Regions from separate parts of the Mus musculus genome. Here region 2 is linked to region 1. A link is a loop called in an ENCODE intact Hi-C map of the cell type or tissue named here. Cell type or tissue: heart. All regions are shown on one strand. Links, peaks and the distances in the headings refer to the core of each region. The heading gives the core; the rest is flanking DNA.

Region 1 (15,759 bases), core at 8,843-11,342:
TATGAGATCCAGCTGTAAGGCATTTTCTCAATTAGTGATCAAGGGGGAAGGACCCATTGTGGGTGGTGCCATCCCTGGGCTGGTAGTCTTGCATTCTATAAGAGAGCAAGCTGAGCAAGCCAGGGGAAGCAAGCCAGTAAGAAACATCCCTCCATGGCCTGTGCATCAGCTCCTGCTTTCTGACCTGCTTGAGTTCCAGTCCTGACTTCCTTTGTTGATTAATAGCAATATGGAAGTGTAAGCTGAATAAACCCTTTTCTCCTCAATTTGCTTCTTGGTCATGATGTTTGTGCAGGAATAGAAACCCTGACTAAGACAGGATCCAAAGTCTTGTAGCCTCTGCAGGTATCTGCATGCATATGGGGCACATATAGTCATACAGGCACACACACATACACATAAGTACATTTTGAAGGAAGCTTATTATACTATCCGTTGTATGATCTTCTTGAGACATAGCTGCCAAGCACATGAGGAAGATGCTTTCTACCTGTTGTCATGAATCCTGGTCCTGACAGAGGTTGAAGTGCCACAATCATTCCTCGAACATGCTTGCAGAATGCTCTTTTAAAACGCAAATATTTCGCTGGGCAGTGGTGGCACACACCTTTAATCCCAGCACTTGGGAGGCAGAGGCAGGTGGATTTCTGAGTTCGAGGCCAGCCTGGTCTACAAAGTGAGTTCCAGGACAGTCAGGGATACACAGAGAAACCGTTTCTTGAAAAAACAATCAAAAAAATCAAATATTTTGTCTCTTTGATCTGAACACCATAGCAAAAATGACAGTCTACAAACATCAGATCTTTTCAACCCACCTCCTCTAATACACCCAGAAAATTTTTTTGTTTTCGTAAGTGTATGAAAATCCTAACATCACTGCTGACAGGATACATCACAAAGCTAGTCACTGCCGAGATCTATTTTAGCTCAAGGTTTCAGTGTACTTCAGTCCAGCATGATTGACCAGGGGCAGAGAGCAGCTGCTCACACCATAGGGGACCAGGACACAGAGAGTGACTAGAACTGTGGCCTCGCCCCTACTGACTGCTTCTGCCAGGTAGGTGTCATCTTTTGAATAGTCCCCCAGAATATGACTATCACCTAGGAACAAGCTTTCTATTCCGATTCATACAGCAACACTAAAGAGACACAACCATTTATATACCCAAAGAAGAGAATGCTAGAGACCTATAAAATAAGGCTGAAGCATCCAACAACTCTCTTGCGGTCCTTCTCGGGTTGCCTGATTCATTAGCCACCTTGGCTCTGGTGGGCCAGCACATCCTCAAGTGCCCACAATCAGACCTAAAACCTGGCTTGTTGGATTCCTGTGAGTGACCTCCTCCTAACTGGCTTCTTCATCTCTCCACTTAGATCCCAGTCTCCTTCCATTCAGAAGGCATTGCTTCCTTCACAGATCACAGAGCAAAATGATGGAACCAGCACCCCCCCCCACCCCCAGCCAAGGTTCTGAGGACAGGGGTCTCATCTGCAGAAGGCCATGCCACACTGATCTTAAATAGCAGAGAATAGTGGATGTTTTCTCCAGAATTCATGGAAAACGTGACTGCCCTATAATGCAAGATTCTAAACGGAGAATTATGGGTATAACTATTCCAAGCCACACGCATTCGCCTGTATAGAATCATAGGAACTTAATGTGGGACAATAAGATTCATTGCATTTTAGTATATAGTAAATATCTAAACATAATTTAATATAAATGAACATATATTTTCTTTTAACAGAGGATGGAAGTCTAGGGACATTTCAGACACAGAGTTCAGTCCTCCAAACATACAGCCAAATCATGTGTCGTGTAGTAACCAAGGGCTGCAGCCACTCACACAAGACGGTGCTTGCTTTTTCTTGTTTCCATCAGGCTGGCCTTAAGCTCTAGCCTTCTGCCTCAGCATCCCCAGTAGCTGCAATTCTCGCCATGTGTTCTACACCCAGCCAGTTCTGAGCAAACAACTTAATGAGACATTTCTGTCAGAAGCAATGATCTCATCCATGTGGTCTTTTCTCCTCTAAAATGTTTACATGCTTTGGAAAGGCCATACGTAAAAAATAAAAGCCAACGTGTGATTAACATTTCCATAGAAACCCTGAGTATTAATAAACGTTATCAACAATAGTTATAAGCCTAGCCACTCTGGGAGTCAGAGGCAGGCAGCTCTCTGAGTTAAAGTTCTCCCTGATCTACAGAGTGAGGTCCAGGACCATAAGGACGCATTCTAAATTTCTACATTGTTTTTTCTTTTCTTTCTTTCTTTTGTTTGTTTGTTTCGAGACAGGGTTTTCTGTATTGCTCTGGAACTCAATTTGTAACCATTGCCCGGCTAATTTCTACACTGTTATTTGGGTACAAAATGCAAACAACTACATTTAAGTAATTAAATTGTATTTATTAAAATTAATTTTTAAAAAATAGGTTAAAAAATCGCTAATTTTCCCAAATAAACTACCAAGACCAATTTCACAAAAAGTATCTCTTTGTGTTTTTGAGAACTTTGCATGTGCTAGACTCTCTAGAGGACACCTTGTCATGGTATTGTCACAAGAACCCACCACAGGCAGGACTTCTACAGCCACGAACTAAGGTTCATTATCTCAATCATTTGCTTATTCAGCTGACTGAAAAATAATTTTGAGTACTTACTCACACCAGGCTCTTCAAAGATGGGGATAAAATGGCATACAAAAAAATTACTGCCGGGCGGTGGTGGCGCACACCTTTAATCCCAGCACTTGGGAGGCAGAGGCAGAAGGATTTCTGGGTTCGAGGCCAGCCTGGTCTACAGAGTGCGTTCCAGGACAGCAACGGCTACATAGAGAAACCCTGTCTCCAAAAAAAAACAAAAAAAAAAAAAAAAAAAAAAAAACAAACAAAAAAAAAACAAACAAAAAAAACCCAAAAATTTTTTACTTAGGCATTAAAATACAAGTGGAGACAGTAATTAATGAAGAAATGGGCTGATTCCAAGTGCGGTTGCTTTTGAGACAGTCATGAGACAAAAAGGAGGGACTAATTGACCAATCAAAGAGGTCAGAGAAAGCTTTCCTGAGAATATGGCAACCGGTATTTAAAGATAAATTGGAGTTAAAAGACAAGAAAAGTTGTCCAAAGAAGTACATCAGAGAATATCGTGTTCACAGGCTCTGTTGGAAGAGGGGGTGACTCTTGAGCAACCCAGGCTCGACCTCAAGGAGGCTGGTGAGGGGAAGTGGCTGAGTGGTAGGCCCTGGAGGTCATGTGTAGAACTTGGATCCTTATCAAGAACAATAGGATACTTTGGCAATGGAGGATTGTAATCAAAGCTACCATCAACTGAATCCAATTGCTTGACCTCTCCAATCTCTGGAACCTTTAAAATAGTTCAACATTGCGCATCAGATACGGCTCTTTGTTTTGTTTTGAATTTTGAGGTTTTTTGTTTGTTTTTTAGCTTGGTTTTTTTTTTTTTTTTTTTTTTTTTTTTGATGGGCTTTCATAGGGCAGGGTGAGAGTTGCAAGTTTATAATATAATTTCTAGCTTTTCCATGAATGACTGTTTTCATTGGTGGGAATTGTATGAATCGTAGGCAGGGCGTCATACGTGCTAAGCAAATGCTCTATGAGCTAAGCTGCATTTCTAGACAGTTTATGGATGGTTTCAACATCTTGGAGGATATAATGCAAGCATGCCTCTGCAATAATTAAAAAAAAATTAAGAAGTTCATTCGTCAAGATTAGTAAAATGTGGGGCTGGAGAGATGGCTCAGCAATTAAGAGAACTGACTGCTCTTGCAGAGGTCCTGAGTTCAATTCCCAGCAGCCACATGGTGGCTCACAACCATCTGTAATGGGATCTGATGCCCTCTCTTGGTGTGTCTGAAGAGAGTGATGGTGTATGTATATACAGCTAAAACAAAATTAGTTAAAGGTATACACACAGAACGAAAACTGCAAAACCTGTCCACAACTTGGAGATTTCCTTTCCACTACTCTTTTTATTCAGGTGTTGGGGGTGGGGTACCAAGACAGGATTTCTCTGTGTAGCCCTGGCTCTCCTGGAACTTGCTCTGTAGAACATGCTGGTCTTGAACTTAGAGTTCCCCCTGCCTCCCATGTGCTAGGATCAAAAATGTGTGCCACCATACCCAGCCCTTTCTGCTACTCTTACTTGATTTCATCAGATTGTGTGACAAATACTATACATCCTTGATTTTTGCCGGACAAGTTTCATTCTGTGGCCCTGCGAGATTTGTAGTTAAGGATGCCTGCCACCTTTTGCACACACCCGCAAGCCTGCCTGATCACCCGAGTTAAATCCCCAACCCATATGGTAGAAGGAGAAAACCAACACCTAAAGTCACCCTTTGACCTTCACGCCTGTGCTCTGGCACTCCTGCATTGTTCTCCACTCTAATAACAAACGGATTGATAAACACATGTAGCTTTTAAATAAGTGCTGTCAACTCTTTTGCAAACAGCAAATGTCTTACACCTGCGTGTGACCTTGTCTGTCTCGACTATATTCATCTGAATAAATGTGCGTGATCATTTGGCAACAAGGACATTGTTTCTTATGTCAATTCCACACTATGGGGCCCTAAGCTTGACAGCAAAGTTCCGGCTCTACTTGTCTAAGCTACAATATTGCTCACGATGTAATTTTTGTTTGTTTGTTTGTTTTATTGTTTTTCAAGACAGGGTTTCAATGTATAGCACTGGTTGACCTGGAACTCACTTTGTAGACTAGGCTGGCCTCGAACTCAGAAATCTGCCTGCCTATGCCTCCCAAGTGCTGGGATTAAAGGCATGCGCCACCATCACCCGGCAAAATGTAACTTCTTAATTTCAAGTTACAGCTAGGTACTTTTGGCCAAATGCACTTTTCAAATGAAAAATTCAACCAGGTACAGTAGGACAAACCTAGCACTCAGGGAAGTAGAGGCAGGAGGATTGCTTCAAGTTCACTGCCATCCTGGTTTGCAGAATGAATGAGTTCCAAGACACAGGATGATGTCCTATCTTCAAGAGCTGTGTCCCCTGGGTGTGTGTTAAGGATGGTGGGGTCAGAGAGAGAGAGAGAGAGAGAGAGAGAGAGAGAGAGAGAGAGCCGGAAAGAGGCAGGGAAAGCTCACCAAAGAAAAACAACCCCCAATTTTCACCTTTATTTGCATATATCCACCTGCCATTGTGTCCTGTGCTAATTTCGCTCTTCTCTATAGCCTGTAGCCTTACATTTCCATAAAGTTAATTTAAACCAGGGTAAAAAAAAAAAAAAATCAACAGAAGAGGTTGAGAAGAGTCTGCATTTCATAAAAGACCATCTTAGAAAAGAGGAAAGGAAAGGTGATGGGGGAGAGGGGAGAATAGAAGATGGCAGAGTGGGGGGAGGAGAAATCATGGCTTCCATCAAAGTTGCTTCAGTAATCATGCAAGACATAATAATATTCTCACAGTAGCAAATTATTTAAATTCTATCCTAAAAGAAATGAGTTAGGTAGGGTGGAGCAGATTTACAATCCTAGCACTCAAAAGGCAGCAGGGTGGAGAGGGGGAATTAGTGTGGGGGAGCAACACAAAGAGGGGGGCTTCCCCTTCTCAAGAGAACGAGAAGATGGAATGGGGGGAACACTTGTGGGAAGGGATACTGGTTGTGAAGTGAATAAATACAGTTAAAAAACAAAAATAAACAAACAGAAAACACCAGAACCAGTTAACTGGTTTCAATAATTCTGAAATCTACAGCCTTTTAAGCCAGTTCAGATACAGAGGGTGGGCCGGGCGTGGTGGCGCACGCCTTTAATCCCAGCACTTGGCAGGCAGAGGCGGGCAGTTTTCTGAGTTCGAGGCCAGCCTGGTCTACAAAGTGAGTTCCAGGACAGCCAGGACTACACAGAGAAACCCTGTCTGGAAAAACAAAACAAACAAACAAACAAACAGATACAGAGGGTAAAAACATTCCCTAATGATTTTCAGTCACTAAAAAGCCAAATTATAAATCAGTCTCAAAACTTGCGTGTATGCAATACCAGACTTTGACGTGATTTTCTAGCCCATATTCATGATACATAACCCCGGGCTGGGGTAGAGTATAAACCAGACATTGCTTAGACTTGGAGTCTTGGGGAACAGGCAGAGAGAGGAACAGATGTTCAAGGTCATCTTCCAGCCCAAGCCACCTTGGGACAATTGAGATTCTGTCTAAAATCAGAGGGAAAAAGATTAAACAGATATATCTACTTAAATATTTACTTATTTTTCTTTTATGTGCATGGTTTTGCCTGCAGGTATATATGTGCGTCTTTAATGGGCATCATCTGGTACTCTCAGCGGCCAGCAGAGGGCGCCAGATCTCCTGGAATGAGAGACTATAGGCAGTTGTGAGTCACTAGGTGGGTGTTAGGAACCAAACCCCGATCTTCCGCAGAAGCAGCAAGCGCTCTTAACCGCTGAGTCTCTCCAGCTCCTAGAGATTCTGCTTTTTACAAAGATAAGACTTGAAAACTATTAACTTAATTAAATTCTTTGGCTTCCTTAATTGGAAATAGAACTGGAATATTTTCTTTTTAAAGAAATAGTAAAACAAAACCAAGAACCTGGCTTTCTTCCTTTTTTAAAAAAAATGTATTTAATGTTTCATTTTAATATTGTTTAATTGTCTATTTCATTTACATTTCAAATGTTTTACCCTTTCCAGGTCTCCCCTTCGGAAACCCCCTATCCTACCCTCCTACCCTCCTCCCCCTGCCTCTATGAGGGTGCTCCCCCCCCCCCCCCCACACACACACACTCCTGCCCTGGCATTCCCCTACACTGGGGCACTGAACACCCTCAGGCCCAAGGGCCTCTCCTTCCACTGAAGTCTAACAAGGCCATCCTCTGACACATACTCGGCAGGAGCTGTGGGTCCCTCCATGTGTACTCTTTGGTTGGTGGTCCAGGGTCCTGGGAGCTCCAGGAGGGTCTGGCCGAAAACCTGGCTTTCAAGAAGAAAAAAAAAAAAAAAAAAAAAAGAAAGAAAGAAAGAAAAGCAAAAATCCTACAAAACGTATCATATGCTTAACCTGTAGACCAGTGGCTCTCAATCTTCCTAATACCACAACCCTTTAATACAGATCCTCATGTTGTGATGACCCAACCCCACCCCAACCATAAAATCATTTTTGTTGCTACTTGATAATTGTACTTTTGGTAGTGGTATCAACCCTAACGTAAACCTCTGGTTTTCCGATGATCTTAGGCAGCCCTAATGGAAAGGTCATTCGACAACCCCCACTAAGGGATAGCAACATAGGTTGAGAACTACTAGTGAAGACGTATTAGTGTTAGAACCCAAAAAACTTTGTTTCAACTCGAAAAAGTTCAGGGGAACCCTGATGTAGATTGCCCAGAACTTTGGCATAGTCTGTATCTTTAAAAGCTGATTTATATAACTCTACAATATTTCAATGACAATTTTATTTACATTGTATATATTATATTGTAATTTAATATTTCAATGTAATTTTAAAACGTTTTCTTCCCCTGAGAGTAACCTAAATGTGTACACAGGTATACTCTAGTCACCAACCCAGACCTATTCAGATGTCACCTGTGCACTGAGACCTGGAACTGGCTGCTGGCCTTCATAGTTTGGTGTCTTGCTAAAATAAGAACCGTGGTAGAAATTTCTGGACCACATCTTCCCTAGAGAACAGCCTGAACTTCCTGTGCCCTTTGACCCAATGCCCACACAATGAAAAGTATAAAATTAAAACATCCACACATGTGGAAAAACCATGCCTGTCTGCCTGCGTTAGGGAGCAGAGGCAGGAAGATTGCCCAGAGGTTGCAGGGAGTCCTTCCTGGCTACATAGTGAGACCTTGTCTAAAACTCAAACTAAAATACCCTGTGTATTCAGAAGCCAGATCTTGCTACTGTTACTAAGCATTACCAAAGGCCAAGGGCCACAACTGATTCTCACTTACACAAGGCTTTAGCATCTAATTTTTTAAAGATTCAAAACAAAGAAAACACACAGGAGAGTAAATGTGAAGTTGAAAGGACAAAGGACAAAATCTCTGAGCATGCAGACCTAAGAAGGAAGTTTAATCCTTAGGCCAAAGAGCAAATACATTGAAAAAACAAAAAGAAAAACCCATGGAGCCAGCAGTGGAATCATTTCTTGCCTTGTTAAAAAGTTTCAGTCCCCTATCTGACTTTGCATAAATTGTACTAATGATGTGCAAGCATCTAGCAGGAATATTCATTCATTAACTAGCACAAACCCACAGGTGGATTCCAGCTAAAGAGGTAGCGGTAGGCGGACAGACAGGAGCCGGAAGCTCAAGGTCACTTATCAAGACTACTCCTCTCACCCCTGGTTAACCTTAGATCCTGCTCTGAGTTTAGTTAGGGATGAAGGACATCTGGGAAGAAGGTTAGATTCAGAGATAAACTGCTTCCAGTCCTCCAAGCAATCTAGATAAGACATCAAGAGGTCTATTTTGAATTCCTTTGCTTCTTTATTGAAGCCACTCCCAATTCCCTTCCTGGAGGCACTATCACCAGAATGTGAGGAATCAAAGAAATTCAAAACATAAAATGATAACAGCCCTGGCTGCCAAATGAAAAGGTCCCCACAGCACAGAGCCCTCTGCTGCTGGAAGGTCCGGGAAGAGTTCTTGCATAAATGAATTTTACTACCTCAGGTGGGCTGTAAAAAGAAAATGGTGGCCAACTGGTCCAAAATGTAACTGTGCTGTCTTTAAATACAAATACAAAACCAAAAAACAAACCAACAAAAACTCCTTTGGTAGTAGAACAAAATGTTTAAATACTGATTAACTCTTTGTGTTAAAAGCACATTGTATGTTTGCAAAATTTTCTCTTACATTTTCAAAACTAACACCAAACCTAGGAAGGTGAAGGGATTTTTTTTTTCAAATCTCAGAAAGAAACTAGATTGAGAATCTTTTATAGATACACTTTGCCCACATTGTAAAGAAGACCAAACAGCTTAGACCAGCTGGCAAGGACAATCCTAAACAGTGTTTCAGTTCATTGCACACAACTCTAAAGATGCTTGCTTACACCTTCTTCTTCACTACCTTCTACCAAAGACCTGAGGAGGTGAGAGTCCCAGAGTGTTTATATTCTACTTCACTAATAACAACAAATGAGGAAGGCTATAGTTATGAAGAACAAATATATGAAATCAGAAAATAAAGCCAGAGTTGAGAACACTAGTACACAGCAGACTCTGCTCAACAGCTAGCCCCGGTAAAGTATATTACTTCACGAGTCCTGGGAACCTGGAGTTGAGTATCTCATTGCAACATCGAGTCCCTTGGACTTGTTTGTGTTTTGTTTCACAGTGCCTGACAAGTGGTAAAACCTCTGCTTAGGGCAGAGTTCTCTTTCTAGAACTTTCCACAACACATCTGAAAGTGAGAGTTCTCTTGATGTTTGTCTGAGCGCTACCATTACCCTGGATTCTCTTCCACAGTGGACTCCAGTTTTAATCTGTGAGCATGATAACTGATTTGGAGGCACAGCGGTTTCATGAAACACCTCATTGTGCATATACAATGTGTGCACAAATACAATTAGTCTTTTTTTATTTTAACAGTAGTCTTTGGAAGCACAATATAGTAGCTTATACACTTCACTGGCTGAAAAACAATAAAGCACTAAGATACAGCCTAAGGAATAATTTAAGAGAATCCAACAGATTCTTCCATTTATTTTGCTCTTAAGTTACAGGTAAAAATGTTTTCCTAATGTGAGGATTATGAGAGAGAAAACCAGTAGATTATTACCTAAAATCCTTTCTAATGTATGAAAGATAAGTAGGAATTCTTACATTCTTCCCCAAGCATCCGGAAGTTCCTGATTTAAATTCTATTTTATGCTTTGATTCCTAATGACCTGTTGGCAGAGCTCCTGCGGCGCTGGAGGAAATGGCATGGGGCAAATGTCTCCCAAGAAGCGGCCACCGGGTGCAAGGGTGTGAGGGGAGGTGTTTCCCTTGCCAGCTCTGCTTTCAGATGCTAGCTGGTCACACACCAGCAACTCCTTTCTGACCTGCCTCCCACAACCTGCCTTTGACCCTCCTAGCTCCTGGGTGGAAATTTCGAATTTCTTCGGAATCGAACCAGCTCAATCTCAAAGGGAATGTGGCTAAGGGGGGTGACAAGAAATTCCACCTTGCCTAACGTTTATACTAGAAATCTTAGACTCCCGAAGCCGGCCAACCCACTTCTTTGAAAGGAAGCCCCCCAGCAGGTACTGAGTCCCGCAGAAGAAAGCAGCTCGAGGCCCGCGCCTGGCGCTCGCCCCCTGGCGGCTCCTTCGGGAAGCGCAGCGGCGCCCGCGCTCGCCTGCTGGAGACTCCACGGATTCCGACGCCGCGTGAGCCGCGGTGGCCGGAGAGGCCCTGCTGTCCTGAGCCCAGAGTGGCTGGGACGCGACTGAGTCGGCCGATCGAGCGTCTTCCACCCTCAGCCGTGGAGTTGGGGGGACGCAGGCCAGCGCCCGGAAATAACGCATGCCACTTCCCCTGCCATCTCTAGTTCCAAACCCTAGGCGAAGGAGGAGAGTGGTTGGAGAAACACCGAGAGGGCAAGGAGAGAGCGCAAGCCAGGCGAATGAGGTGCCAGGATAAGTTAGAGACGTCGCCAGAAGGCAGCTAGAGCCCAGGGTAGCAGCGAACAGGTGAGGACTGGAGCGAGAGAAGTCAATCTCCACGTTTTTAGGAGCTCTAACCTCGCACCGTGCAAGGTCGCAGGTGCTGTGCGGGGATTTTGACCTTATAGCAGGTACCTTCCGGTTTAAAAAAAAAAAATGTAAAATCTCAGCTAAAATTGCAACGTGTGCGTGTGGATGCATTTCAGTGACCCCCACCCCCCCGCGCGTGCTTCCATGTGCAGGCACCTTAGTACAGCCGCGGCCAGAGAGTACCTATTTAGAGTTTTAAATGGTTAACTATAGTCCGCTTCCAACATGAACAGGAGGAACTTATATGAGAATGTTCTAGGTGACAGATAGTGGGATTTGAAAGATGACGCTCTTTTTATTTATGGTTTCGCGAAGGAGGAATTCTGTAGTGAAACAGACTCTTCCCCCCCCCCCCCATTTCGGAAGTCCATGATGTCGCCCTGAGTAATCGCGTGGGTATTACAGAATTAATTTAAAAGGTTTTTGCATCGAGCAAAACAGTACCAAAAAAAAAAAATCTTCAAAAGGCCTCCATCTATAGATAATCCCTCTTAAAAAGGAAATTCTAACAAACTACAAGTCCACACACAATCCAAAGCCAATCCCAGCCAGAGCAGAAGGGACTTGAAACCCGAATCTACATTCCGTTCCTCCCGTACAAGGCTCGGGAGGTGGGGGAGGCGGGCTGTGCTGGTGCCCGGTGTATAATCGGGTTAATCCAGTAGACAAAGAATAAACCAATAGCCCTCCCACCTCACTTCCCGCTCCCCTTTCCCTCCCCCTCCTGTTCCCCCACCCTCTTCGCCCCCTGGGCATCGGTGGGGGAGGGGTGCGGTGGAGCGGGGCGGGGTGGGGGGGAAGACAGGAGAGAAGAGGTAGGATCGAAATGGAGATTCCGAATCGAATCTAAAAAGCTGCGACTCGCTTTTCTCGCTAGCACCGGGCGGCCGGGTTAGTTTGCAACGTTCTTCCTTCTCCCCTCCCGGCGGCGAGGGGGAGAAAGTTCCCCAAGCGAGGCCAGCCTCGGGCTGGTATGGTAGCCTCTGGGTGGGGGCTATGGGGGGGGGGACCCTTTAAGGTCAGTGTTTCCTTGAAACTAGATAAACTGACCCCGCGGCGGCCCGCGCGGCCCCGCGTGACGGCGCCGGGGCTGCAGGAGCGGCTGGGGACGCGCGGGGCGGCGCGGTTGCCCTTTTGAATGCCTCCTGCGGCTCGGAGCGCTGGCGGGCGCTGGAGCGCGAGTGAATGTAGCCCCGCGGAGCCAATGAGCTGGGACCGGATGCGATATATCCTCTGGGACAACAACTGCTCTGTTCCGCCTCGGATCCACATGACGCCATTTACTGCTGCCGCGGCCGCTGCAGAGCTCCCTGCCTCCTCCGGAAAGGCGAGGGCGCAGGCCAGCGGCGCCCTCCCCCCCCGTACCCCCCCCCCCCATCCCCGGCCGGGCCCCAGACCCTCCTCCCCCGCCGCCTCCACCCCCTCCGCACCCCCACCCCCGCCTCGGCTTCGCCGCCGCGCCTCCGCAACGCCCAGTCTGCACGAGCGAGAGCTGCGCGCCGCAGCGCCAGCGGAGGAGAGGGGCCGGCGGAGCGCGCAGCGCCCAGGCCCCCGCGCGCGCCCGGCCCGGCCCTCGGCCCCGCGCCTGCCTCCACTTGGGAGCAGCCCCGGGCCCCCGGGTCTTGGCGAGCTGGCCTTAGGTTCTTTGTAAGGCCGTGCTCGCCTCGCTTTCTCTCATCGACCAGGAAAAAAAGAGACTCGCCAACGTTGCCGCTTCGGCCTCTTGTTCATTGAGAAAAAAAAAAAAAGGAGAGAGAGAAGGGGGGAAAAAGGAAATACTCCGCGTGCGCTTCTGGAAGGGAGGTCATCTATCCCGGAATCCGGGAGGGTTCCAACGGTGGAGGACTGGGTTCCAAAATTTCCCCGTGGTTTTAATCCACCGATTGCTTGGAAGTTGGACTGAAGCAGAGTTTGGAAAGAAGGAAAAAGTTTGCATCAGGACTGGATTTATTTGCACATCGCTGGAAGAAGAGGATTCAAGGGAGAGGGGTTGGTGCAAAGCCGCGATCACGGTGAGGAGCGTTTGGCTTTTCCCCTTCTGGAACCATAGCCGGCCGGGAGTGGGGTCCGGGTTCCTCTCTCCACTAAACCAGCTTGCTTCTCGGGAGCATTAGGGAACTACCCCGCGGATCTCCTTCGCCTAGAACAGGGGTTCGGCCATGGCCGGGCTACAGGGTACGCCTATGCAGTATCCCCCGTCCCACGACAGCTCACTCGTAAGGGGTTTGGGGCGGAGGACCGCTTCACTGCGTTCTACTCCTATCCCTGCATTGGCGACGATTCAGTCGCCGAGAGCTTTAAGGGAGGGAAAACACAAAGTGTTTTCTAGGTCGCTGTTGCAGGCTCTGGCATTGCTAACCTGTTCCTCCATTCGTTTGAAGGCTAAGTTGTAGAAGAGCCATCCTGAGGCGGAGGCGCCTGTGGGGCTGCGGTACTGGGCTTCTCACCTCTCCACCTCACCGGGCCAGGAGACCCGGCAGGCGAGCGGAGGCGAGAGTGCCAGGCGGAGGGAGTCCCCGCCTCTGCCGGGTGTGGACAGTCTAGCCCGGTGCGGGTGGGAGCGTCGCCCAGCCTGGCGCCGCGTCTCTGCGGTTCGGAAGTGCAGCTTTCTCTTTTTTTCCGTTCTTCGTGGTCGGCCTAGGTCACGCTTTTTTTTTTTTTTTTAATATATTTGGACACTGAGGCTGACTTAGCACAGGAAGAGATATCAAGTGGTCGCGATCGTTTTCCATTACCTGAAAGTAGGTGGCAAAATAAAAAAGGCTAGTTTTTTCCCCCCTTCCCTCTTTTGTGTTACTGTTTTTAAGATTTGGAGTCTTAACGCCTTTTTTACAAAGGGGTTTCTGTGTCGGTTTGCCCCACCCTAGTGCTGAAGTCCTTTCCCCCTAATCCTTAGTCTGATCACACACTGTTCTTAATGGGGGTTTCAAAGCACTCAAAGGGGGAGGGAGAGGAACTGGGAGAGCGCAGAAGGGGGGGGGGCTGCATTGGAGGCGGCCAGGGATCTGTAGAAATCAACTTTTTTTTTTCTTCCAAAAGATGCTACTTTGCACAGCAAGCAGGTCCTCACGGAAAAGTTTCCGATCCCCGGGGCTCATAGTTGTGTATGCCTGGCGGGTGCAGTGGGGCTCTGGATGAAGCTATTTTTCTTTCGTTTTAAGAAGTATGTCTTATTCTTTCTGATCTAAAAGGAGGTAGGCGTGTGCAGATTACAGGCAGTGCTTGCTTAGGTCATTGCCCCGTGGAGTCGCTCTGGGAGTGTGGGTGCAAGCTGTGCGCCCTAAGCCCGGCTCTTCCTCGGGCCGTCGGCTTTGGAAACTAGTGAGGACGGCCGTTTTGAGGGCCTTCCCAGAAACACCTTGTGGTGACCTTGCGGCGGGGGGGTGGGCGTGTTAGAGTGGCTCCCCCTCTTGGGGCCGGATGGCAGTTCCTCTTGGGTTGGGGGAAATTTTAGCCGCGGGGGTGGAGGAGGGGAAAGTGTGCTCGTGCCTTTCATGACACGTCCCCTTCGGAGGCGCCCGCGCCCCCTGCCTGCCTCAGCTTCTGCAGATTGTACACGGGAGGGGCCGGGCTGGCCCCTGGACAGCGTCAGTCCGCCTGGAGAAAAGTCCCCCGGGGTTCTAGCTGAGTCCCACCTGCTGGGGACTGTGTGGGGGCGCAGATAGAGCCGATAAACGGGTTGAAAGCGAAGAACAGCCTTGTGTACCTTGCTGTTGGAGGTGAGCAGATCCGGTTTCCAGCTCTGTCTGGTTTGTCACCTGCCTTGTTCGCTGTCCTTTTCCAAAAAGCAGAGGTTGGGTTAAAAAAAAAAAAAAATCCGGTTTTGCTTATTTTCCTTTATTTTCATGTGGACTCGGGAGAGGGGATGGGATGGTACTTAAATCGAAGCATGACTGTAATTTTTAAGTTTACTTGACAGGATCATAGGCTTCCACTGTGACATTTCAGATTCCTAAAACTTTTCTTGTTGCAGTTACTTGCTTTGTGCTCTCGGGTATTTTTCAAGATGAGAAAATCATGGGGTGTTTTTGTGTGTGTGTGTGTGTGTGTGCATGCTTTATTTATTAAAAAATGACTTGTGGTTCGGAACCTAAGGCTAGACGCCTAGGATGTGGGTCTGTAGAATATTTGATGTACAAGTTGTGGTCTTAGGACTTTATTTTCACGTGCTACCTAATGGAATTCGAGATGACTTACTTTAATTATATAACTTTATGCTAATAATATTTATTTAAAACTCCGCTTTAATTGCCCTTGAAATGTTCTTTTTAATCACAGCCGTCCTATGGGATTGGAAAAAGATAGGGATTAGACCACTCACGGTGCAAGTGTGATGTAGAAAAAAAAAAAAAGACTTGACCGATACGTTGTAGGTATTTGTTGGTGTTTCATGTAAAAATGATCGCGACAAACTTAAACCTACTTCAAGATCTGAAGAGTATACCTGTGAAACTGTTGGCAGCAGTTATGCGCCAGCGTTTCCTGACAATTTTTTCATCCGGCCGGAGCCTTCTAAATTGCATGTTTATTTGAGTGAAGCATTCAGTGAATCGGTAGAGCTTAGCTTTGCGTTTCTGCTCTTATTAAGACTGCAGAACTGTCAGGGCCTAGCCTTAATTTTCACTTTTGAGAACATGCCTCGACCATTAGCTGTTCTCCTACCTCAGCCACCACCAGCGCATTTCCAAGTCCCATTTTCTCTAGAGGATGAGGGAAGTGGAAGAGTTGTCAAGTCTGGTGGGTGGAGAACGGGAAGTCTTAGAGTGTAAACCATTTTCTTTCCTCTTGGTTTCCCCAGGAGTTCAGATGTGTTCTAAGCCTGCTGGGGTGAACACACTGCCAAGACCTGATGGAGGCCAGAGCTCAGAGTGGCAACGGGTCGCAGCCTTTGCTGCAGACAGCCCATGACAGTGGCAGGCAGCGCGGGGAGCCGGATCCAAGAGATGCCCTTACCCAGCAGGTACACGTCTTGTCTCTGGATCAGATCAGAGCCATCCGAAACACC
Region 2 (15,759 bases), core at 5,178-7,677, 500 kb after region 1:
AATATGCCTTTATAAATCCACTGACTTTCAAGAAGTTCTCAATGTCTCTATAAGTCAGGTGACAGGAAAATGCTCTCAGAAAGTTCATGGTGACCATGGGTTATAGCTAAAAATATGAACCACAGTAGTTACTCTTATCTCTGTAAAAGGAACTTTGTCTTCCATCTTTACAAGACAAAAAAATAAAAAGTAAGTTAATAAAAACAATAGCAAATATCAGGAGGAGGGGGAGGACCAATGAGTTTCCTTCTTTACCTCTGTTTATTTCTGGTGGAACTAGAATTCAAAGCGCAAGCTCTTCCTAGATGTCCCCATTAATGCCAAGCCACACAAGACTGAAAATGGAAAACTTTGTTTTGCATCGGCTCTGTTATTCTTGCGACATTCTCCCAAATAGATACTCTGCCGCTTAGAATGGGTGTTCTATTTCTTTGAGATTGAGTAAAAGTCAAAAGTATACAATAAACTGAGTCATGTTTACATCCAGTATCAGAGCACTGCAGACTGCTCAGCGCTAGGTGTGGTCATTGATTTAAACAGTTTGATTCCTTTTCTTTAAGCTTAGTTACGAAAGCCAAGGATCATTTTTTGGGGGGGGAGGGGGGCTGAGAGGGGGGTAAGAAAACTGACTTAGTAACCACAGGGGAGAATCCACAGTGCAGAACGAAACAGCCACAGACAATCATCCTGAGACAGCAGAAGGGCCTCATCAAGGCCGTCGCGACACATGCAGATTCCATGACTGTTGTTGCCAGCGGCTCGTCATGGGGCGTCTGTCTTCCTGTTTGAACCTGACTGACCATAGCTATGATGTGCCAGGTCTCCCATTTGATGTTAAGGGTTGGATGAAAGGGTGAGAAAAGCCAGATCACAAGGCCTCATATCAAGAGGCTCACGGAGCTTCAGTAGAGAATCTTACATCTGGACCAGTGCTGAGGAACTAGAAGATCTGGGTATTTAGACATGCAAATGAAGGGATGTAAACAATCTACCAAAACGCACAGCATACATTTAAGTTTGTTCATAAATTCTTTGCTACTTTCTCCACCGAATCTTCACTGGCCTTAGTGACTTGTTTGTCCTGAAAAAACAAACAAACAAACAACTTAGGTGGCAGAATGGAATCCTGAATGGAAACTATCAAACGTTGTGCAGCTTCTATTGGGGTTTATTGAACACCGTTTTCTGATAGCCCTAAGCCTCCATTTTTATTGAGGGGGAGAGATGCTTTATTATTGTTCATGTGCTTGTGTAAATTTCAGAGTGTGTGCTATGTGTTTAGAGGAGCTGTTGCAGGGACCCCACCTATCCCACCAGATCACCGAGACACAGCCCATAGGCAATTGAAAGTCTTTATTCCAGCTAGATGGGACTACACCCAGGTATTCAGGACCCACGCAGAGCACCAAGGACTTAGAGCGAGGGGTTTTAAAAGGAAAAACACAAACAAAAACAAAGACAAGACCAACGCGGCCATATCCGGGAGAGGTTTTACACAAGCGAGCAGCCTAAGCGAAGCTGAGATAAATTAGCTAGGACGTCTTGACCTTGGGTTCCTAGAGTGGAGCTGGATAACTTTCCACAGGATTCTCTCCCAAGGAAATCAAATTCTAGTTAAACCTAAAATGGCCTCAGCAAGAACGCAAGATGGAGAAGCCTCTGCACTGTCTTGCTCTGTCATAAAGTAACTGACTGAGCAGCCCAATGAGGGAAAAAAAAAATCCCACTTCCCATATAGAATCATGTTTGTGGGGACTGTTGCTGACTTGTAGAAAACTTTATTTGCTTATTATTTCTCTATTTATTTATTTATTTCCTGAGAGCTGGGGAAGAAAATACTTACTTGGCTGACAAGTCCACATTGTAGTCCATCACTAAAGGAAGTCAGGACAGGAACTCAAGTGAGGCAGAAACCTTGAAGCAGAAGCTGATGCAGAGGCCATGGAGGGATGCTGCTTACCGGCTTGCTCCTTGTGGCTTGCTCTTCTTACTTTCTTACAGAACCTGGGGTCACCAGCCCAGGGATGGCACCACTCACAAAGGGTTGAGCCCTCCCCTATTCCCTATCGATTACTAATTCAGAAAATTGTCGCGCCTGCTCTCGACCAGCAAGAACGATGCGACCACCAGTCCTTCTAACAGCAGTTTATTCAGTCCTGATTCTTCTTGTTTATATCTCCCCCGAACCCTGGGCCTCTCACTCCTTTTATACTCTCTCTCATCCACGCACCGCAGGCCACGCCCCCTCGCCAGTCACGAGGCTTCAGCTAATCAGGGCAGCAGGGGCAAATCTCCACCAAATTGGATTCACCTGTATCCTGGTACACCTGCGCAGCACTCAAGATGTTTGTGTCTTATATGAGGAAGTCAGGTGCAAGTCATATGACTTAGCTGCAGTCCCTGGCGCCTTTGGGACTGCCGCCACACCCGCTCCCCACAGAAAATGCCTTGCAGGCCTGCGATGTAGTTAAAGGTGGTCATAGCCTACCAGGATCCTAAATAAGAGACTCGCCACAGCTCAGGCCTAGGGTCCCAGCTATAAGTGAATAAGCCCTGACTTCAGGTGATGTAGCATCCTAACCTCCTGGCCCAGCCCTCAGAGTTCTGGGCACTGAAGGGAGGTGATGGCCACAGAGTGAAAGAGAAAGACCTTAATCTGTGCAGCAATATGAGAAAGTCTCCTACCAAGGAACATTAACATAAATAACTGACAATAAAATATTGCTGGGAACCAAAATTATTCTCCAGTGTGATCCCCCTTTCTTTCCTGTTCCGCACCTACCGCCCCTCTTCCCCTATATTACCCATAGAAAAGGCAGGATAATTTGTAATTTTTACTCTGGAATGATCTCTAACTTACTGCACTCTTACAAATCGCCATTGTGAACACGATTTGGAAGCCAGTTGTTAGAGCTCAGAAAAAGGCTTAGTTGGAGAAGAGCTTGGTGTGCAAGCCTGGCAAGCTGAGTTTGGATCCCTGGCATCCACGTAAAACAGCCAGGCACAGCAACTTGCTCCTGATATCTCAGTGCTGGAAAGGTAGAGACGGACGGGAGAATCTCTGGGGTTTGCTGGCCAGCCAGTCTTGCTGAATCCATACGCATACACAAAATTAGCTTCAAGTTCTGCGAGAGAACCAATCTTAAAAAATAAAGTGGACAGTGAGAGAAAATGACACCCAGCTTCCAAGTCTGGTCTCCTCATGCATATACCATACACATGCACACACACACGTATGCTACACACATGTGAACATGTGCATCTACTACACACATGCACACACACATATACTACACATGCATACACATGAACATGCCACATACATTCATATATGCAGATACCATACACATGCATGCACATGTGTTACCATACACGTGCACACACATGCATATACCACATACTTGCGCATATGCATATACCACACATATGCACACAGAAAATCCAATGCTAGCAGATCCTCTATGACTCCAAGATGCATCTTGTTTATTTCCTACTAACAAGGACACTCTCTACATAATTTGTCATCATCACCAGCGATATTATTAAAGTAACATGATACAGATCTCCACATCACTCTCAAACTGTGTCAGCTTCACCAATGAACCTTTGTGGTTGAAGGGACAGTATGCACTCTTAGTATTTATTAGATGTGATTGTGTTTTCTTAAGCATTGTTTTGGCCATGGTTTTAGGTAGCCATGATATTACAATGAACAAAAATGACAAAAATCTCTGTCCATATGAAACTTCATCCCAATGGATAGGTGGTAAATTATAGATCGTTGTTTTAAATTAAAAGCAAAGTAAGTAAATAAATTATATTACATATTAGAAACACACACACACACCATGGACTGGACAAAGGAATATGATGTCAATAAGGTAGAGATCGGGTTGAACCATAAAGAAGGATAACTGGGGTTGGCTTCATCTAGAAGGGAGCATTGTAGCAAGGCTTGACGGAAATGAGGTGGTTACTCTGCCTGGAATGTTCCAGGCAGGTTTAAGCAGAGTACCTTAAAGGAGGGGTAAGACATAGGAGATGAGGTCAGAGTAGCAAAAAGGTCTAGGTCCTTTGAAGGCCCCTATTATGCTTGCAGACAGGAACCTAGCATAACTGTCTCCCAAGAGCCTTCATCCAGCATCGGATGGAGACAGATGCAGAGCCAAACATCAGGTGGATCCCAGAGAGACTTGTGGAAGAGTGGGGGATAGAAGTAAGTGAGCTGGAGGGGTCAAGGATACCACAAAAAGACCCGCAGAGTCAACTAACCTGGGACCATGGGGGTTCACAGAGCCTGGGCCACCAACCAGCAGGAGCTGGACCTACACTCCCTATACATCTGCAGCAAATCTGCAGCTTGGTGTTCATGTGCTTCCCGTACCAAGTGGAATGAGAGCTATCTAAGTGTCTATCCCCTGCCATTGGATCCCCTCACCCCATACTTGGACTGCCTAGTTGGGCCTCATTGGGAGAGGATGTGCCTAGACCTGCTGGGACTAAGATGCTCCAGGGTGGGGTGGTACCCAAAGTGGAACTGGGAAGAGAGAAAGGAGGAGGGCTGTAAAGCTATTTTTTTTTTTAAAGAAAGTTTTTTAAAATCTGAAACCTGGAGCCATGGCAGAATTTTCAGCCAAGAATTGACATAAGCTGGATCCGGAATCCTTGCATCAAGGTTATGAAGCAGGCTGTAAAGAGGCAGTGGTGGATACAGGGAGACTGCCTAGAGGCAATCACAGTGATTCAAGGAAGAGATCATGGGGGATTGTCAAGGGTTATTCTCTGACTGTGCTTCATTTTCCTATATGGGGGGGGGGGGTTTATGTGGTGTGTAATGTATATGCATATGTGATCGTTTGCATATGTTTGGAGGTATATGTGTGTGCACATGCCTGTGGAAACCTGAAGTTAGCATAAGGAATTTCTCTTGATTATTCTCCATCTTATTCACTGAGGTATGGTCCCTCAAAACCAAAAGTTGTCCATTCAGCCAGCCTAGCTGTCCAGCTCACTCCTAGGATCTGTGACTTTGCTGTAAAGGCACTGGAATTACTAGCAGACCCCTCCCACTCCCCCCCCCCCCCCAGCATTGATGTAAATGCCAGAAAGCTGACCTCTGGTCCTCACTGTTGCTAGCTGTACAACACACTACTTAACTACTGAGCCAACTCCGCAGCCCTGAATATATTTTAGAAAATATAAAAGAATGCCTTATCCAAACTCATGATTGACAGAGCCTTTCAAGGTGGTGGGAAAAGGTGAATCAGAAATCCCATGGAGGATGACTGCCACGACACACGTGGTCGCAACTGTATGAAAGGGACACTCTTCAGGAAAATACGCATCAGTGTGGTGGGGACCTGGGGAAGGTGGCTTTAAAACTCCAGGGCACCATAATAGAGAAACCAGACACATGTGGCTTTTGAAACTTTTTTATCCTAAGTGCTTGTTTGCTAAGAACCAATTACATAATTTGGAAAGTCTGGCGTGATGTTCTTTATCTTGAATCTTACATCAAAACTTCAGGTTCTCTAATAGCAAACCCCTCAAGCTTCAGTGTTTATTTTTGTAATTGACATCATCTACTTTTGCTAGAGCTGAACCAGTGAAAGGACAGAGGAAAAAGAAATTGCAAAACTGAAATTTAAAACGTCAGAATCCACGGGTCACATTAACAGCAGTGTTTGACAGGGTCTGGTTTCTAGCTTCCATCTTTCAGGGGCTTGCTCGAAAACTTTCCAAGATGCAACACCATCATGGGCTGAACTCACTGATATTTGGGCAAACATTGCATTTACTCTCCATTCTGTTAAAATGTCGAGGTGTAAGTGCTCTGACATAATGTGGATTTATGTATTAACACAAAGGTCTCCTGAGACATGTACCCATAATTCTCCACTGGCTAGTGACTGTAAATCAGACTAGAAAGGCAGATCGGGGCCCTCTTTCTCCAACTATCTGTGATTTAATAAAGGAGAAAAACATGATAACTAACAAAGGAAGGCAGACATCACATTTGCCCCCCTCCTCTACACACACACACACACACACACACACACACACACACACATGCTCGCACAGAACCAGCTGACACTTTAATCCTGAATCCTCCACAAATGTCAGAGACTGATACTTTAAGTATTCTAGGAGACTTTTGAAGAATGACAATTTCAAAAATACACTTTAAATTTTTATTAATTTTACTTCAACGAAATGGATTTCATATAAAGGGGTAATGCCTAAGCAGCAATAACTCAGAATTATCATCTTCGAAATAAACATCCCAGGCACAGAAAACTTGCTCTCCGTGTCTAGTCTCCCTCCATAGCCACCCACCCTCCAACTCCCTTAACACTTCTTCCAGCGTTATCTCAGAATGCTGTTCTCTGCTGATGTATCTTCCCCAGGGCCGCTGCACCACTTCTCCTCAGAGTCATGCAGCCCCGGGATCTGGCTCTGCCTTTATTTCTCTTTCACTTTGCCTGCCAATTTCATCTTCAGAGCAGGTCACTATCCTGCTCTGAAACCTTCCATAAGTCCCCATGCCCGCAGACGGAAGCCCACAAGCTTAACATAACTGCCCCCTGGTGGTCATCTACTGACTCACAGAGTTGGAACCCGGATTAAGGTTTCATTCAACATGGAAGACCTTTTTATTTCTAGGGGAAGCCAAGGGTGGGAAAGTGGAAGAAAGTGCGGACAAGTGTTTGCTTTCTTTTCACAGCTACGGTGAAGAATACCAGAGAGCAACACCTTGTGCCTCCAAGAAAGTATTAGTCTCCCTGAGGACTCTTCGGAGTTCCATGTGCAAAGCAATGCTCATCTCCATTGTCTCTACATGCTCATCTCTATTGTCTCTACATTGAGCGCCAACTTGGAATTTTGTGGATGAAACATGACTCAGTGTAATCCGTGATTTACAACATAATTGGTCCCCTGAACTGACTTCCTAAAGACACATGTTGTCAATTAAGACCACATTCTTGGAGCAGAATGTAACATTAAAATAGCAAAAACAATCAGAAAATAAACTTAAAAGCACAGAAAATTTGCTTCCTGCAAACATTGAGAATGTAAAGCAAATATTTAATGTCAATTCTCAGAAGTTCCTTTGGGGGATATTTTTCTTTTCATGGTCTGGACAAGTTAACATGTTTTAAAATGTAAGCATGAAAGGTTTTTAGCATGGAACTACTTTGGTCTAAGTTTTTAATGCTAGAAAATGACAATTACTGTCCTAGTAAAAAAAAATATAATTCCATGTCCATGTATGTCAGAATCAGCAAAGGAATCAGCCTGCGACATTCACCCCTCATGCCCACTATTTGCCACAAAAAAAGTTAAAATTAGAAAAACTAAGGAGTTGAACATTTGGGGAGAGTTTCCCTAGGGGCAACAGGTGTGTGTGATGTCTTCATCCACTCCCATTTTGAAGGCAGGATAGAAAAGCAGAGCTGCGTCTCAGCCTTGAGGCCCAGTATAGAGACTGAGGATAGCACACTCAGAACTTCTCTGTGTCCTCCGAAAACAGAGGAGCGGAGTGGGCTGTTCCTGATTCAGGCCCGAGTAACCTAGAGACAGCATCCAGGTGGGGGAAGCATCAGCACAAACGAACCTGAGAGGCAATATCATTCCTACAGGCAGAACAGGACAGGTGTGTCCTTTTCACACACTCAGCCCGATGCATGGGCAAGCAGTGGAAGACAGGCCACCGTGCGTTCTGTACAGGATAGGGACAAAGAAATGCCCACAAAAAGACGCCGCGGGAGCAAGGGGAGTTCTCAAAATGTTGACTGAGTTCTAGGTGGTCTTCACGCCCAAGGAAGCCAAAGGCCTAAGATCCAAGACACAGAGCAGGACACAGAGATGTTGTCAAAGAGCTCAGAATCTGCGGAGGTGCTGCTATGCTCAAGTCAGAGACATCCAGGAATGGCTCTTCCCTCCTTACTCTCCTTCCTGGCTTCACTGATCAGAGGAGAGTTGCAGAGGGGTAAGGGGTCTAAATAGAGACAATGCTATTTCCTTTACCACGGGTACTTAATAGACATGTTCCTGAAATCAGATGGTTAGTGGTGAATGCTGACTACTAAGAGTTGTTTGTCTTTTGTTTTCTGTTTAAATCAAGAGTCTACATTTCATTTTAAACCAAGAGAATAACTATTATTCTCATTGGATGCTAAGGCCAGTTGTCTTATCTTTTGCTGTCGACATTCTTGAGGAGTAAACACTGGTACCAGGATAGACATAGTATGTGATTTAGGAAAATACATTTCCAAATCTACGCTCTTCCACTTCAATAAGATCTATGTATTTTAGGAATAAAGACTTTTATAATTGTTTGTGGGACCATCATTAAAGTTTCTTATAATGTACCACTTATGTACCATGAGTTTAAGAAAAAAAAAAAAACCAAAACGCTACTCAATTGAAAAAAATCTTTGTATATCTCAAGTATGCAAGTTTCAGGTAATAACTTCAACATCCAGAAGCTTATGAAATTATTTTTCCACTGTTTTGGATAATAGAGTTTTTCACTGCATATGTCTGAACATGCAAGAACAAAATCTGGTAGATTATTCTGTATCTTAAGAAATTTCTCTGAGTCTAGAAATATATAAACTTTGGAGATTGGATCACTAGTGTTTTAAACCTCAGATGAGAATAAAATGGGTTTTGTCTTAATAGCCTTAAATTTTTATTTATTTATTTATTTATTTATGAGAGAGAGAGAGAGAGAGAGGTGCACAGATCCCCTTGGAGGTCAGAAGAGGATCTCCAGGAGTTGGAGGCTCAGGTCGTTGTGAGATGACCAATGTGGGCTCTAGGGACTGAGCTCTGGTCCTCTGGAAGAACAGTCAGTGAGTGATCTTAGCCACTGAGCCTTCACACCAGCCCTTAGCAGCCTTTTAGTAAACGTTAATATGAGCTATGGCAGACTGTAAATCTCTGTAGCTCAGCTGTAGGAAACCTCAAGGACAACGTGCCTTGCCTGCAAGGGATTCCTGCTGCGACATCTACAAGAGAATCTGTCAGCACTCCCGTTGCTCTAACTGAACCATGCTAGTTAGCATGAATGAATGAAGGACCTGAAGAAGGAATGAAGGACTGAGTGAAGGAACATTAAGATGGGAGGATGCACTGTAAAGATAATCATGCATAGGATCTGCCATCCATCCCACTTATGCGTGAAACAAAAAATTAGTTTTCTTCTCTGAGCATCTTAAAGATAAATACGCTTCAGCTATGAATACTGCTTGATCTGGGGTTGTGTAGGATCTGTTCGCTAAGTCAAAAATGTGCAAGAGAAGAGAATGCTTCTTAGCCATGCAGGCACATGTGAGCTGTTGACCGTGCTAGGCTCCGGTGTAGGAATGAATAAACAACCTAATAAAATACAGTGCAAATCCAGGAAATCCTGAGAGATAAGAACAGACAGAGAGAATGCATTGGAGCCAGTAAGCTCTTCTGTTTCTGGTCATGTACTTCTGACACAGCACTAGGAACATCTTTGTGTAACTTACTACTACGTGTTAAGAAGAAAACTTACTATTCAGACTCTGGACAGGAGGCACAGAACCATGAGAGATGGAGAAAACCAAACCAAACCAAACCAAACAAACAAAAACAAATAATCAAAAACAGTGAGCTCTGAAAATCAAGACCTCTGTCTCAAATCTAAGGCTCATTTCCCAGTGAGGGACAGGGAGAAGGAACCTGAAAAAGTCTGTAGTGTGTCTGGATAAGGAGAACTTGAAAGTCACAAGGCTGCTAGAATTAGCAGCGCTTGATCCCATAGATGGGAGAGACAAGGAGAGCCCAGAAACCCAGAGAGGGCTGCCTGGCTTCTTTGAGCACTTCCTATGACCCCACAAAAGGAATGCGTGCCCAAGTTAAGAACACATTGATTTCTCAGAAGCCAGACTGAGGAGCCTTCCTCACAAACACAGACACCTCCATACCCCTTAGCAGTGGCACTAAATCAGACAGAGGCTGCACCACACCTGCCAAAGAAGGCATCAAAGCATGCCTCCAAAGAGACTGACTGATATCAGCCTAGGTACGCCACGCAACAAAGCCCCCAAAGATTTAAATAACAAGAAAAACATCGAAGGAGCACCTAACATTACAAAATTCACAATTTGGTCTCTAACAAAAAAATAAGCAAGCAGGCAAAGAAGCGAGCAAAACATAACCGCTATCCAGGGAAAAAGTGGATTAATTAACACAAAAGGTGGGTTAATTAACATAAGTGGACTAATTAATATAAAAATGGATTAATTAACATCAAAATTACTAAACATTACTGGAGATGCTTTGTGTTTCTAGAAGGAGTGTACGAGCAGGGATGAGAGTGGAGAATTTTAATGGGGAAAGAACAAAAACTATTCAAGAACTCAGCTGCTTTGCCATGAGGTTTAGGGAAATGTCTAAAACTTAGGTAATAATGTCCTGCTGAAAAGCTGCTGTCCTCAAGAAAGCAAAAATGGGATCTATTTTAAATGCATGGACCATAGAGTTCTCATGATGTTTTTATATGTGGTAAGCAACCGAGAAAAAGAAGTTTAAAAATATTCCACTGGTCTTCTTTTGGTTGGTTGGTTTTTAAATTAATGCAATTTGAAAAAAAAAAATTTAACACAAAGCAAAAAAAGGAAAGTACATGATAGCATGACTATGTGGAGGCCTTTGTGATACACATCCAGGAAATGGGCCAGATGAGACGGGAGCAAGAAGGAGAAGAGCAAGGTACCTGGTGCAGTGACTTTACCAGCTGCTTCTTCCTGTGGCCTTTGAGAATCAGAAATCTCAAGGCGGGTAGTTCTTTTGCTCTTTTGTGCGTCACCCAGTCACCTGTGTCAGCTTTACTCACTAGTACAACTCTTTTGGAAGGACTGGACCAGTTCCTGGACAACTGTCATTTGGCATTGGACCTCACGGTTAGCGAGCGTCTCGACTTCTCCCTTGCAAGCTTTGCCACAGGCTGTAACCCTGACTGTGGAGCCTGTCTCCTCCACTGTGGCCCTCATCTCTGCCTCCTGTTTACCTCGCACACATCTATAGCCAGACTGGCCAGGTCTCAGGTGCTCCAGGAAGATCCTACCTGTCTGAGACTCTAAGCCCACTTTATTCTCTATCTAGGTCATGGTCATTTAAATTGCTCTTCACCCAAGTAGTCTGACCTAACGACCCAGAACTCACCAAACCATACCAAACCATTGAATCACTCTCTGAGCCTCCATCTGACAAACTACTTTAAACATGTGTTCAACTTCATCTAGAGGTAAACAAAGAAGACTCGCAGCCCTCTCTTTCTCCAGTGTTAGACATGCTTTGCCTGGGTTCCTAATGGCCATCCTGCCATCTCTATAGATCAAGACGTCTGATTAGCAACATTTAGTCTCTGCTTTGTAATATTTCTGATGAGGGGGGAAAAAAGCAAAAAGCAAAAACAAACAAACAAGCAAGCAAAACCCCTGTATAGCCTTTGAGCCGTTCTCAGCCGTGAGCTCAGAGAACTGTAGGCTATATTTGTTATTGTTAGTTTCCATAGTAAGCTCGTGTACTGTGTTTATACATGATTACCCAGAGAAGAACTCTACGGGCGCCAACAAACTGTCGAAAGCATCACGGCACAAAACAAGTTAGGAGACTCCACAAAACCAGTTGTTGCACTGCAGAATCCTGTCCCTGGATTCACTCGTATGTTGGCGATACTGAATGACTAAGCTGTATCAGGTAGTTTATGGCCTAAGCTTTCTTCCACATCTCCAAGGAAAGCAACATGGCGAGGAAAAAAACGATGCTGGGCTTTGTTGTCTCAACCACATCACACATCCCTTGGGAAATTTACATTCCTACGGGACAATCTTCAGTACTGCACGTAACTATGGAATGCAAAGCCTTATCATGTGACCCTCCTAAAGCCTGGCTTGAGTGACCCTGTGGCGCATGCTCCCGATCCTGGTGACCATGTGGCGCATGCTCCTGATCTGCTGTCTTCCCAGCTCTAACGATGTTTGCCATTATCTTATCGGCTTCCACTTTGCTTGTCTGGTATTTATCGTCTGTCTCCCCGACCAGAATGTTTGTCTGCCTTATTTACTGCAAAGTTTCCAGACGTTGGATGGTACCTGGCTCATAACAGAAGAAGTTAATAAATATGTGATATCTTCTCTCTTTTTTATTTTATTATTTTTATTAGATATTTTCCTCATTTTCATTTCAAATGTTATTCCCAAAGTCCCCTATACCCTTCCCCCGCCCTGCTCAGGGGAATGCCAGGGCCAGGAAGCGGGAGTGGGTGGGTTGGTGATATCTTCTCTTAAGCAGCAGCAGTCCCCAGAATCTCGGTGGACGAAACTCTCCAGTTTGCGACACATACATGAGCGACCAGATCAATAATGCAGCCGCAACCAGTGCGCACGCATTTGGTGGAAGAGAGGCTGGAGACCGGACTTGTAAAGAAAAACTTCACTGCAGGTGTGCGGATTGGACTGGTGCTTGAAGGGTTAGGTTGCAAAGGGGTTTACACCATGCCCTGTCCCAGAAGAGGGCTTCACAGAGCACAGATCAGTATTTGTAACCCTCACTGGCTGACGCGCAGACCTGTTCAGAAAGGAAATCGGAGCCACTGTTTAAACAGGCCCAGAAGGATCCTCAGCACTGTGGGTTCATTCACACCGAACTTCAAATAAAACTGGCCTCGAAATTCTCCAAGTAAACTTCATTGCCTCTCAAACACTTATCCCTTCAGCAAACTGTGGCCTATTCCCTGATTTTTGAAATCGTTAGAAGGTGCTAACGGGCCTGGAGAAGGATATTCAGTTGCAAATTCCTCCGCTCTCCTGGTTCTGGGACTTTACAATGACAGCAATACTAATATTTTTCTTTGGACTAGGATTTTCCATGTAAACTGTTCCAAAATAATCCATGCATTATCTTGTTGTAAGACACTGGAATTCAGCATTTTCAAAATGTTTTAAGAAGCCCCCCTGTCCCTCTGAAACATCACCAGGTCCTACTTACAGAGTCTCTAGCACTATGACCCCCATAGGACTTGAACAGTTGGAGTCATTTCGTGTTGAAATAATGTACTGCTGACTCTCTGTTGTCTGTGAGACCATATCTGCAGATCCAACTAAAGCCACAGATTTAAAAGAATTATTCGTGCACTGAACACACAGAGATATTATTTTCTAGTCACTATCCTTGGACAAAACAACTATTTGCACTTCATTAAGGGTTACAATTCTAGACATGACTTAAAGCATACAGAAAGATGTTCAGAGGTCCATTATCATCGAGGCAGGAAGCATGGCAGCATCCAGGCAGGCATAGCACTGGAGGGTCTGAGAGTTCTACATCTTGTTCTGGAGGCAGACAGGAGAAGACTGGCTTCCACATGGTTAGGGGAAATATATAAAAGCTTGCCCTCACAGTGACACACTTCCTCCAACAAGGCCACACCTTCCAGTAGTACTGCTCCCTAGGTCAAGCATATTCAAACCATCACTGCATCTGCATAAGCTCTGGGCTGTTACACACCCCTTCCCTGACCCTACTGGGCAAGGACCAACCCATCAGCGTCATCATCCTTAGGTCTCCGCCCCACCTGTCACTGCCATCAAGTCTCCAGTTTTGCCTCTCTTCACAGTGCTTACTTGTTCTGTTCCTCTCTTCCATCTTCCCCACATCTCCATCACACACTTGCTCTTCACAGTGTTGCCTGGGTTACCTGCGTGGCTTGCGCCATCCCCGCAGGCCTTTCCGATAGGAATTCTTAGGACCATCTCTCTCTGCTGTTCCTCTGCTTCTCCACCCTTGTCTCTGTAAGAGACAATTGGCCCATTCTGTGCCCAAAGGCTCAGGTTTTCCTCTCTTCAGCCATCTCAGCACAGTACCTCCTGACATCTTCAGCCCTACCCTCCTACTCTTGTCTTCCCCAAGGGCAGCAACAGGTTCCTGATTGCTCAGTAAGTCTTGTTCTCATACTTAAACAATGTGTTTTCACTCCTAATGTCTCTCTCTTCAAAAGAAATACATTTCTCTCATGGAGCCTGCGTTTTTCCCAGTTTAGCAAGATGAGGTAGGCACACACATTAAAGATTTGATTCATTATTTCTCTACCAAGTGATTCTTATGTGTAGCTGTATTTATACTACATAAAGGAAACACCCCAAATTTGTCTCCTGCATCACAAATGTGTGCGCCCTCTTAGCATCTTCTTTCAAGAATAATATGTTAATCTTGGCTTTTTACTCTCCAGACCTCATTAATTTTATACAACTAACCCTTTTATGGAAACTTCCTCTAGACATGGATATTTCCAATCAAGTTGCTCACCTTACATAGGGAGCCCAGAATAATGACGCATGTTCCTGGCTTCCCTTCAAAAGGAACGTTGCTTCCCCATTCCCTTCATTGCTGATCCCTCAGTAGAACATGAATTCCCAGTGACATTTCCTTATCGATATTACTCTCAAACACAGGAGAAGAATTGTCTCTAAAGTACCCAGTGTTAATGAGAAGCCTGTTTCAGTGTTATCACTGAGAGTCCTTCCCCATGACTGTACTTAGCTCTCCCGTTAGCACTTGCAGGTATGTTGCCTCGAATACAGAAACTAATATTAGTATAACTCCTGGGGAGTGGTCATTGTTTTTCCTTCTTCTTAAAGAATAGAAAACTGTTTCTTGAATCCTACCATACTATGTGGCAGAAGATGTCTTCAACTGAGTGAAGACACCTGTACTCTAGGACAGACTCAGTCTCTCCAAATTTCTCTCAAGGCCCATGGAGCCATTTCATAATTAGTAAGACAAGCTATCTGATTACTAAGTGCCCTGTGAGTCTCCACAACCATTCACTCAGCACGTAACGAGAGCCTGCTATAATGCTAGACTGGAAATACATGCCTCCAGATGAGCCATAGAGCAATGCTGGGTATACATGTGTGTATCTGGAATTGGGCTTCATCTCAGACCACAAACAACAACAACAACAAAAACAAAGGCTTGACTGGAATATCTTAGGCAGCAGAGTGCTGTACTAGTGGGAACAACAAGTCCTACCTTGGCAAAATCATTTAGAATGTTCCTGCAAGGATCCAAGGCAAGAAAGAAGTAAGTCCCAAAATGGTGGAGTGGGAGAGGGGTACAGAGGAGGGCCTAAAGATATTTCTGGGGTACATCTTAAGATTAAATGTAAGTGGGGAGTAAGGAGACTGTCTCACTTGGGCTTTTATTGCTATTATAAAACACCATGACCAAAAGCAACTTGAAGAGAAAAAGGTTTATTTCCACTTAAAAGTCCCGGGTCCCCATCTCTGAGGAAAGCAAAGCCAGGACCCCTGGAGGCAGGAGCTGAAACAAGAGACACGAGAGTCCTTTTTCCTGGCTTGCTCAACCTGCTTTCTTATGCTGTTCAAGACACTTGTCCAGGAGTGGCACTGATCATGCTAGGCTGGGCCCTCCCACATCAGTCATTATTCAAGACAGTTCCCCCACAGACTGACCTACAGGCTAATCCTACGGAGGAGGTAGTTCCTTAATTAAGATGACCCCTTCCTAGATATGTCAAGGTTTATGACAAATTCACAAAAATTAACCAGCGCAAGGACAAGCTGGGAAGCCATGTAGATGAATGTCCTGATTACTGTGATAACATAGGTGGCCAAAGGAATAGTTATGAGAGGCGAGATAAAATGTTCACTTGAGGATAGGCAGTGTTAAGTTTCGCTAGAATATGCAAGTGAACGCATT

The links. Peaks named below come from ENCODE experiments on the same cell type or tissue, not always from the same donor. Only the 100,000 strongest peaks of a DNase experiment are listed, where the experiment ranks them.
Region 2: it touches region 1 in a loop (5-fold over the local background); 25 of 42 quality-filtered maps call a loop at or near these places.

What each region holds. Positions count from the first base shown.
Region 1 is chr14:105,893,595-105,909,353 of GRCm38, reverse strand. It overlaps Spry2 (sprouty RTK signaling antagonist 2), which reads left to right and starts at 12,535. Exons shown (of 2, transcript NM_011897.3): 1 at 12,535-12,766; 2 at 15,553-15,759. The coding sequence starts at 15,604. In heart, for the core only: no CTCF peak of the experiment used is centred there; DNase peaks (open chromatin) are centred at 9,983 and 10,383; H3K4me3 peaks cover 1,506 bases; H3K27ac peaks cover 1,544 bases.
Region 2 is chr14:105,388,444-105,404,202 of GRCm38, reverse strand. No RefSeq gene overlaps it. Among named protein-coding and RNA genes, the nearest start is that of 5430440P10Rik, 31 kb to the left of the region's middle. In heart, for the core only: a CTCF peak has its summit at 6,584 (motif pointing left); a DNase peak (open chromatin) is centred at 6,452; H3K27ac peaks cover 416 bases.